Regions from separate parts of the Mus musculus genome. Here region 1 is linked to region 2. The links are chromatin contacts, found by Hi-C or POLR2A ChIA-PET in ENCODE. All regions are on one chromosome and are shown on one strand. The core of a region is the stretch at or near the end of the contact, and the rest is flanking DNA. Distances in the headings are between cores, read along the strand shown.

Region 1 (4,933 bases), core at 318-2,817, 250 kb before region 2:
TTCTTCTGAAGTGGGCCCATCTTCCACCTGTAAGTAGAAGGGAAATCATCAGGGGAGGCGGTTAAGGCAGCAAAAGAGGGAAGTCCCAGGTTGGGGATGCAGATGAGATCACTCAGTGGGTTCACATTGGGTGAGAGGTAGGAAGTAGCTGGGAGACTGGTGAGCTAAGCTGACCCTGTGTCTGGACACCACGGAGTCCTAGTGTTAGCTGTGGGAGAAAGGTGGACCCGCTCTTCAGCTCAGAGGAGGAAGCACCGCAGGGAATACTCCCCCATCATGTACAATATTTAATGACGGGTGTTAGATGAGGCCAGCCAGAGAGCTGTTAGAGCTGTGAAGAGCAGATGCAAACGGCTGTGGTGAAGACTGTTAGCACTAGGCGGAGAGGAAGCGCGGACCAGAGAAAGGATCCCGTCCAGCTTTGCCTGAACCTGAGCTTGTGTGCAGTTACTTCCGGGTGCATGGGTAACTCAAAGGCCCCTAGACCTTTTGGGAAGTGTGATGGTTTGCCTATGCTTGACCCAGGGTGGCACTTTTAGAAGGTGTGGCCCTGTTGGAATAGGTATGTCACAGTGGGCGTGGGTTTTAAGACCTTCACCCTAGCTGCCTGGAAGGCAGTATTTTCCTAGCAGCCTCCAGATGAAGATGTAGAACTCTCAGCTCCTCCTGCACCATGCCTGCCTGGATGCTGCCCTGCTTCCACCTTGGTGATAATGGACTGAACCTGTGAACCTGTAAGCCAGCCTCGATGAAATGTTGTCCAATTAGAGAGTTGCCTCGGTCGTGGTGTCTGTTCACAGCAGGAAAACCCTATCTAAAACAGGAAGTCTCTTGGGCAGCTTATGAATAGCTATGCCGCTGAAGAGCCCCATCTGTGGCGTGGATGAATCATGAAAAGATGTAGCACTAAAGACTCTTTGGGGTCCCAATCCCCAGTCCACGTATTAGGTCTTACATGACCTGGGTAAGGGTTGGGTTCATGTGGGGATCTGTAAAGGCTCATTAGCCTAGCAGTCCTCTCTCCACCCGTAAGGGAATGTTGATAGGCTGGTCCTGGTGAGTGTCTCCTGTGGGTGATCACAGATGCTCTCATTCAAGGCAGCCTGGAGGAAACAGCCTACAACAGCTGCAAGAGATGATCATGTGCAGGGGCGACAGATATCTGCAGTCCTTCCTGTCTCTGCTCCCTTCATTCCAGAGGGCCCGTCCCTGGGACAACGGCTGCTCAGTGAAATGCGGTGCCCAGGGGAGTCATTCAGGAGATATCTGATTCATATGACACACGCATGCATGTGAGAAGATCTGTCTGTGGTCCTAAGCAAGCGTCAGGTGTGTGGATGTAGCTGACAAAGCCCTGGAAGCCCTTGGAGACTTTCAGCATGCTTAGCTGTAGGTGAGAGCCAAGTCTGTTCCTGGAACTTTGGAGCTGATGTTGGCAGAGGCTGCTGCTTTGTACAATGAGGCACTTTAAGGTCACCGTCAGCTTCAGGTTTGTGTGTGGTGAGAGTTACCATTGCCGGCTCACAGATAGCTAGGTGCTGTCAGCAGGACTTTCACAGGCCTGCTCTCTGTGTGCCAGGAGATGGGAGAGGACCCACAGTGTTAACTGATTTCTACCATGTAAATACCTCGCCGTGGCTAACTTGTAACAGTTTAACCACTGACTCTCAGAGGTGTTGCAGTTTCAGGGAACATTTAGCGGCTGGCTCCCATACACCAGCCTACTTCTTTCTGTCAGGAAGGCCAGGCGATAGTTCTGCAGGCCTAATTCCTGTGGCTTCTCAGCTTTTCCTCACTCCCTGTGTTCATGCTTACACTTCACAAAGGAGATGGCCGCATGCCCGGGACCATGAGTTTTCTCTCCACTGTTTGAGTTTTTCCTCTGTTATAGTCTTTCAACCATGGCCCTCGGCTGAATTGAGTAGTTGACCTTGTGACTCTCCACTGACTGGCTCTTACTTACGGTGGACGGTAGCTCTCCATAAGAGTCTCCTTGTTCTGAATCCTTCTGAATTTGGTGTTCTCCATAGAAAGGATGTCACTACAGTGTCCCCCGAGAACTTAGGAAACGGATGGTTATAATTTCACCATCCAAACGCTGTGGGGACAGAGAGGTAGTGAACGCTGAGTCAGAACAGGTCAGGTTAGTGTAGGTCTGCACACCGGATGAGGAGCCGCAGCCTGTGCTGATCCACAAGCCACACACCTTTCAAAGTCTGGGGCTACAGGGCCACTTCCTGTCTCGTTTTCATTTGCCACTTTGTTCCAAAGGAAATCTCATTCTCAAAGCACATTAATAATGAGCAAAATGCCATGGTCCTTCATCAGGGTCGTACTTCGAAACAAAGGCAGACCTTACACATTTATGTATTGAAGTCTGTGCATTATATTCCCAGCCCTGCTCTGGCCCTCCCCGGCCCCAACAAAATACCATCCATTCCTAAAAGTAGAAATGAGAAATTGAACATCCTTTAGGCCTTGTTTCTTCTCAGGGGCTGCACAGGCCACTCTGCCATGTTGACTCCCTGCATCAGGAGCCCAGAAGTCTTTTTCCACATGCAGTTGACGTGTGCCTTCTGCAAGTCCCCTGCAGTCCTTTGTGTTCACGTCCATCTTCAAACCTGGCTAGAGTAGCTCAGGTGGGTCCTGTGGAGGAGCCAGACACAGCTGCCTAACATACAACCACCCTTAGGTCCAGGGACAGGAGCCATTTTGTGGCCAGTGGAAGCGTGGTGGTCACTGTCACCAGTTTCATACACAAGAGAGACCTGGAAGTAAATGGACAAGCCAGATGACACCCAAGCAGTGACGTGTTGCTCACTGGTGACATTTGCGCCACTTTCGTTCTCACCCCTGTGAGCCTTGCGACACCAGAGGCTGGAGGCTCCAGGAGCCAAGAGGCTGATTGGGAGCCCCAGGAGGCACAGGATGCAGATTAATCAATCTCCAGGCCCACCAGTTTCCCTGAAACACCCGCGTGCTAAACGGTCACTTGCAAGCCAAGAGCAGCAAGTTGCCTCAACTCCTGTCTGGAGTCTACCTCCTGGAAAAGTCTACGAAATCAGGCGGAAAATCCAAGGTGGTTTGGTTTGTTTTTGGCTTTTTCACATGGGCTACCAGACAGAAGTTCTCCGAGATTCCAGATGGGTAGCAGCTGGATAAAATGTGCGTCCCCAGATCTACATTGTACCTTGGGAAAGGGGTGTGCTGAAGGCGTCTGAAATATTACTAACTTCCTTTTCCTCCCTCCATCTCTCCCTCCCTCCCTTCCTCCTTTCCTCCCTCCGTCTGTCCCTCTCTCTTTTCCTTCCTATCTGAATGTCTGGGTTCACTTGTTTGGATAGAAGTAAAGAGAGGAAAAAAATCTTTTTGGCAGTGGTTGTTTTGTTTTCTCAATTTTCTTGTCAACTGACTCATGACAGAAAAATGCCAATTTCAATCAATTTCAGTTCCACAGAACAGAAAAATAGAGAATTTATAGGCAGCCATTGGAAACAAAGGAGCCATCTGGTTTTTTAAGTGTAATTCTTCTCTGGACTAGTTCTCCGTAAGAAATGAGGCTGTTTTCCATCAGAATACCGCTGAGAATGTTTCTACTTTTCCCGTAGAGCCCCATAGCCCAGCTCTGGTGGGCTTCACGGAGAAGGTCCCTCCTGCAGGGAGGGTGGCCTTCCCCATCCTCGGGCTTGTGGGTTGACCAACACCTCTGTCCCTTTAAGTGGAGAGGGATTAGGTTTCATGGGAAGCAGCCCTGGTGACGGTTGGAGGTCATCCAACCCTGGTTATCCCAGTCCGTTTGTCATTCCACAGTGACAAATCTCACTTTCGCCCAGGAGTCTCCAGAGAGGCTTTGCAACATTGTGGCTAAAACTCGGTAATGTACTGGAGGCTTCAGGAGAGGACCCATTTCCTCCCTCAGAGCCAGGGTGGCTCTGTGAATCTCAAAGTCTCATGCAGTTTGTAATCAACATGAGGGTGTTGCAATTTTATAGTTACTAGGGTCCTACCTCCTGTCAGCATGGTGCCTCTTATCTGGTGGCCCATTCCATTCAGAGGCTACTGAGTGGTTTTTTTTGTGTGTGTGTGTGTGTGTGTGTGTGTGTGTGTGTGTGTGTGTGTGTGTGTGGAGGTCAGAGGTAAACTATGGGTGTCATCCTTCAGGTCATCCATTTTGTTTTTTGTGATACATGGAGTTCAAAGAGTAGGCTAGGCTGACTGGCCAGCAAACCCCAAGGACCTGTTTGTCATTGTTTCCCAAACACACATTTCTCAACTTGACTTTTTAAATGTGGGTTCTGGGAATTGAACCCAGCTCCTCAGGCTTGCACGGCGAACACTTTACCAACCGAATTCTTGTCTGTCGGCCATCTTGGGTTCGTCCCAAGGGTTCTGGGGGAAACCTGACAACGCTTTAGTTCTGCCTGCCAGTTCCACCTCTGGGCCAGCCCTGCCTCAGCAGTCTCTTGCCGAGTCTGCCATCTAGAACCCAGCGCTTGTCTCAGCCTCCTTCTCATTCACTCAGACACAGCTTCCTTTCCACAAGACTGACATCACAAGGCGGTGGCAGATGGCCCACTCTGCTGAAGGCTGTGTTGATGCACAGGTCCCTCAGAACTCAGCAGTGACCAACATGTGAGTCCCCTTTGCTGGGGTGGGGTGGGGATGTCCTTTATGCAGGTACTGAAGATCTGACCTTGTGTCCTTAAGCTTCTGTGGTAAGCGCTTTGCTAACTAAGCCGTCTCCTCAGCACAACCTCTTCCTATTTTGCTCTTCTGAACATTTAAGCTGGGTGAACAGGTTAGGCTGTAAGAAGAGCTTGCTTCTGCCAAGCCATGTGACCACGGAGCTGAGCTCATCAATGAGGACTCTGGAGTCTTGGAAGCCACAGTACAGCCTGAGAGTTGTCACCCAGCAGCTTCTCTGGCTCAGCTT
Region 2 (5,112 bases), core at 1,315-3,814:
GATCCAGATTAGCTACATCCTCAGTGGGCTATCACCCGTAGAGTCGGGACGTCTGAATGTGGCTCTAATCCTTGCCCGGGTACTTGCAGGCCTTTTTCTATATAAGGACTTAGACCATATGGACCGAACCCCACAGAGTAGCGCTGGGCACTACCCACAGCTAGGTCAAGGGACAAAGGTCTTTCTCTGAATCTGACAAAGGCACAAAGAGTGCAGAACAACTCCAGGTACTCCTCATTATGAACAAATGCACGGGCATTTCTTTAGTTTTCAGCTTCACGGTCAATCAGCAGTCAGTCACTGCCCCATGAACTCTGAGAGACAAAGTCAGACACAGCATAAAACTGGCCATGGGCTTTCTTTTGCACATGTGTATAGAAGGGTGGGCATGTCCTGCCACCTTCACCCATGCATGCACATATGCAAGCTGCAGGACTATGTCTTCTGCCTTTGTCAATCACATTCGACCCCCCCCCACCCATCTACTGATCCATCATCCATCCACCCACTCACCCACCTACCCATCTATCCATCCATCTACCCACCCACTCATCTATCCATCTACCCACTCATCCACCTCCCCACTTACCTTCCCACTCACCCACCTCCCCACCCATCCACCCACCCTTCCATCCATCCATCAATGCACTCACCCACCAACCCATCTACGCACCCATCTATCCATCCATCCATCCATCCACCCACTCATCCACCCATCTACCCATCCATTCACCCACCTACTTACCCACTCACTCACCCACCCACCTACCCACCCACCTACTTACCCACTCACTCACCCACCCACCTACTTACCCACTCACTCACCCACCCACCTACCGACCCACCATCCATCCATCCACCCACCCATCCAACCATTCATCCATCTACCCACCCACCCACCCACCCACCCACTCATCCACCCATCTACTTACTGAGACCAGATCTTTCACTGAACCCTCAGCTTGACCTTTCAGCTAGGCTGACTGACCAGCAAGGCCCAGGGATAGCTGCCTGTGTCCACCCCCATTGCTGTGGTTATCAACATAAGCCAATGGCCCCAGACTGTATACAGGTGCTGGTCTCTGAATTCAGGTCTATGCCTGAGCCGTAGGCACTTCATCCACTAAGCCATCTCTCCAGGCCCTGGCTGAGGATTTTCTAAGCCAGCTTCTGTCATTTTCCATTCTACGCATAACACACACACACACACACACACACACACACCCCTCCACCTCTTCCTCTCCCTTTGTCAATTCTCTGCTGATAAATCTAGCTGTTCCTCGGCCTTTTTTTTTTACACACAGAAGACTTTCTAAGGAAACATGGGACTCTTGTTTGGCGGCTGTCATATTTAAGTACAAAATCCAGGATAAATCAGACTAGTGAATTAAAAGTTCTAAATCCTCTTAAAAGCTTGAGTGTTCCACAATTGGCTACAGATTAAAAAAAAAAAATCTGGCCACTAAATCACTGTACTTAGGGCCACACAAGCGAGAGATTGCAACCAATGATGGCGATGACATCCTATAGATCGACCTTTGAAGTCGCTGACACCAAGGGAGAAACAAGTCACACTGGGGGTGAGGGGGTGGGGACAGGCGGAGCAGCTGTGTATCCATCCTTCCTGAGTGCTGGTTTTCCATTGACATAGCCAAGGACCACTTTCTTCATAGGCCAGACAGCCACAGAACTCTTCCAGGAACATAGATAACACCAGCATCGATTACTAGGAAGGATTTGGATTATCCTAGCTTCTTGGGCAGAAAGCCATTTCTTGCAGTCTCCGATTTCAGCATGAGGCCAACTGAGTCATTTTTTTTGAGTTTAAAGAAGAAGAGGAAGAGGAGGAGGGGGGAGAGGAAGAAGAGGAGGAGAAAGATGACAAAGAAAACCCCGCAGGCTATTTCTATAAAAGGGGCTGTATGAAGAAGCTCCAGCAACTGTTACCAGACAACACGGTGGGATCCAAAAGCTATCCTGCCTACTTGATTAGGGAGAGAGAAAGCTCAGAGAGCACAGTGGACTTCTACAATCCACTCTGGGTGCCAGTATAATTTTCTCCATCACTGGAGTAGATAAATACAGGTTTTTATCCTCTTACAGATCCCCTGAGCTGCTCGAAATGTGAATTATCCCTTTCTACATTTGGAAGGGAATATAAGCACACAAACCCGTGCCTATTTATTTTCTGAAGTGTTTCCCTGAATAGGATTCCCAGTAGCCTGTCCTGCAGACATTGCTCAGCACACAGTAAACACATCAGCGGGCACACAGCTCCCTGCTGCTGCTGCTGCTGCTGCGTTTGGAACCGGGCTCTGGCTTTTGTAGCTGCTTTGTCTAAATATTTTGGGGATGGTTCAGTCAGGGTTTGAACATTCCAGCAGAGGGGCTTTCCCACAGTCTTTTCATACCACAGCAAAGGCGGACCAGGGTGCTGGACGGGGAGAGCAGAGAGGGAGGTACCTGGTGTCCCCGTCTGGAAGCAGTCCCCTCTGTAAGACCAGGCTTCCTCCCGAGACCACAGGGAGTGAGTTGCCTTCTTCTCGGTAGTAGTAAAAACTCAACATGGTTGGCGCTCAGCTGGCGACGGGAGGCTGGCACAGAAGGCAGCCCTGAAGGCCCAGGCCTGAATCAGCAGTGAGCTGCCCGCTGGAGTTTTCCATAGGACATTCAGGCTGGGGCTGGGAAGGTCACACTGGCCTCTGGCTTCCCTGCTGACAGGCAGAAATGACCAGCCTCCACACTGAGGCCCCCACATCCCAGGGACAGCTCCCTGTGGACAGAGTGATAAGTACTAGATCCAGAGGGGAAGTGACCACGGGGTCTGTGTTGGAGGACCAGACTTCACACACACACACACACACACACACACACACACACACACACACACACGAAGCCAGAAGGCTATCTTCAAGAACAATGAGCAGCAGGTGGGTGGCCGAATGAACGGTCATCAGCAGAGTGTTCACAGAATAGTGTGGCAGAGCTCTGTGAATGGACTAAGTGAGAATGCTACCCCAAGCATGTTCACACACATGGACAGTTGGTTGACCCCAGTGCCAGGCTTCGAGCAACATTGGTTTGTAAGTGAGCAAAACTAAGACGATTGCTCCTGGGGAATCTGCCAGTCCATCCAGGCTCATGAGGTTGGCTTTCTTCCAAAGGTAGTTAGGCTAGGGTTAGGATGAGCAGACAGGGTTTACAAAGTCCTTTCATCTTCGGGGAAGACCGGTTGCCAGGGGGGTTTTGCATAAAGAAATCACTTTCCAGAAGTGATCACATTTCCCAGTTTCAACCTTCCAAATGCAACTGGGAAAAAAGTGTGCATGAAAGGACCCAAGGCACGGGACGCAAACTGCTTGATGGCTGCCCCAGGGCTCGACGAGTGTTACAGGCACTGAAAGGGGAAGCAGGTGACAGTCAGGTGGTGGCCACAGTGTCCCTGTGGTTACCTGCCATCCTCTACTGTTAACAGAGCTCTTCTCACAGTGTGTGAAGGACAGATGCAGAGAAGCGACGTACATTCCAAGAGTTAAAAGAGAAGAGCAAATTCCTTTCTCCAAACATTAACTAACCTTCCCGTGTCTCTTTCCTTCCTTTCCCCTGACCAAAACAGGAGGCGGAGACAGACCGACAACAATAAAAATCATCAGAAGACTTCAGGAAAAATCATTCAGGGGAGGAAACGGTGCGGAGAATTGTCTTCAAATACCACAGACAGGCAGTGTGGAAGACAGTAATGTGTGTGGATGACTGTAGGACCCAGAAGGGCTCACCATCTCCAGTCCTGAACCGCTCCGTCTGCAGCTGTGAGTGACATTTGATGGATGGTGGATGTATGGGTTGACCTATGGTTGACGAATGGTTGGGCACACTGTGCTCCGAGCTGGGCCTGCAACCTCACCACCGAGGACCTGCTGGGCGACCTCACCTTTGCTGGTGACAACGGGAATAGAGTATTCTTCTTCTTCATACAGAAATGAGTCTGACAAATCACAATCACCTCGTCAGGGGGGGGTCTTCATTCCAGAGGCCATCTCTTCCTCATCAGCTACATTCGAGAAGTAAAAAAGCTGAGTCTCCTTATTAAATTCTCAACCCAGTGCACAGGAAGAATATGAAGAAATGGAGGTTAAGATAACCTTGCGGTTTCCACAGTCTCCCAAATGGTGAGTGAGAGACCGGGCCAGGACGTGAGCAGAGCCTGTCTGAGTCCACCAAACCTCCACTGGCATTTTTGGAAGTCCAATTTGTTGACAAATCTTTATAACTTTAAAATAAAACTGGGACGCAGGCGCCCAGTACGCTAGAGCTCAAGGGGAAGGTTTTTATACTGAAAACTAAATGCTCTGGGTTTAATTTAAAGTTCTGATCTTTTAGGGTGCTCAGTCCCGGCACCTTCTGATCAGCGGTGCCTCTGCCTGCGCAGGAACAGGCTCCAGCATGCTTGATTTAGCACACAGCCCTTGGAAGGGAGGGGTGGGGGGGACAGCTCGGCCTCGTCTTTCTCGTCTATTAATTACAAGCATTGTTCCCTTGGAGCTCCCTTCTTTCCCCCTAAGCGAAGGCAGCAGCCACCTGATCGCTCTTATAATTACACAAGCAACACATTTTTAAATAGGGAGCTGTTTATATATAACACATGCTCGTGGAGAAACCCAGACTACAGGATGGGAAAAAGAATTATAACCAAGTGCCATTTACTAAACACTCCCTAGGGGACGAAGGATGGAAGGGCCACGTGACTCGAGCCTGCAGAAAGGAGTTTATCCGACTCAGAGAGGCAGCCTTTGCTCCTGTCCTCTGCCTCAGATGGGCACGGAGACTCTCAGCCGGGGACGAGGGAGGGCCAGAGAAGCCTAGGGGACTGACAACTGGGTGAAGTCTGTTCACTACTCCGCAGTGTTTCCTTGAATTCTGACCTTGTGTGACGTTCACTTGAGCTTCTGACTTGGCAAGTGACATGTTAGAATGCAGTGTTTTCCGGGGGTGGGCAGACCGCTCTTGGTTTGCACCCCCAGTGACTTCCAGTGTTCACTCCATCAAGACCATTCCATGCCTATCTGGTGGCTTACCCAATTTTCCAGGCAGAACCATTTCATCTTGCCTGCC

Evidence for each region. A loop is a pair of places that touch in the nucleus more often than their neighbours do. ChIA-PET counts read pairs that join two places held with the same protein, here RNA polymerase II (POLR2A).
Region 1: a map of T-helper 17 cell shows a loop between it and region 2 (2.0-fold over the local background). The contact joins two enhancer-like sites. A Hi-C loop is called at or near these places in 1 of 37 maps with a recorded cell type or tissue (T-helper 17 cell). POLR2A ChIA-PET finds 5 or more read pairs at or near these places in 1 of 5 experiments (embryonic stem cell).

What each region holds. Positions count from the first base shown.
Region 1 is chr19:56,676,650-56,681,582 of GRCm38, reverse strand. No RefSeq gene overlaps it. Among named protein-coding and RNA genes, the nearest start is that of Gm32492, 10 kb to the right of the region's middle. Within about 2 kb of position 1,567, at least 1 of the 3 ENCODE cell types and tissues checked has a DNase peak (open chromatin) inside an H3K27ac peak, as active enhancers do.
Region 2 is chr19:56,423,216-56,428,327 of GRCm38, reverse strand. The region is part of intron 2 of Casp7 (caspase 7); the gene reads right to left. Among named protein-coding and RNA genes, the nearest start is that of Casp7, 29 kb to the right of the region's middle. Within about 2 kb of position 2,564, at least 2 of the 3 ENCODE cell types and tissues checked have a DNase peak (open chromatin) inside an H3K27ac peak, as active enhancers do.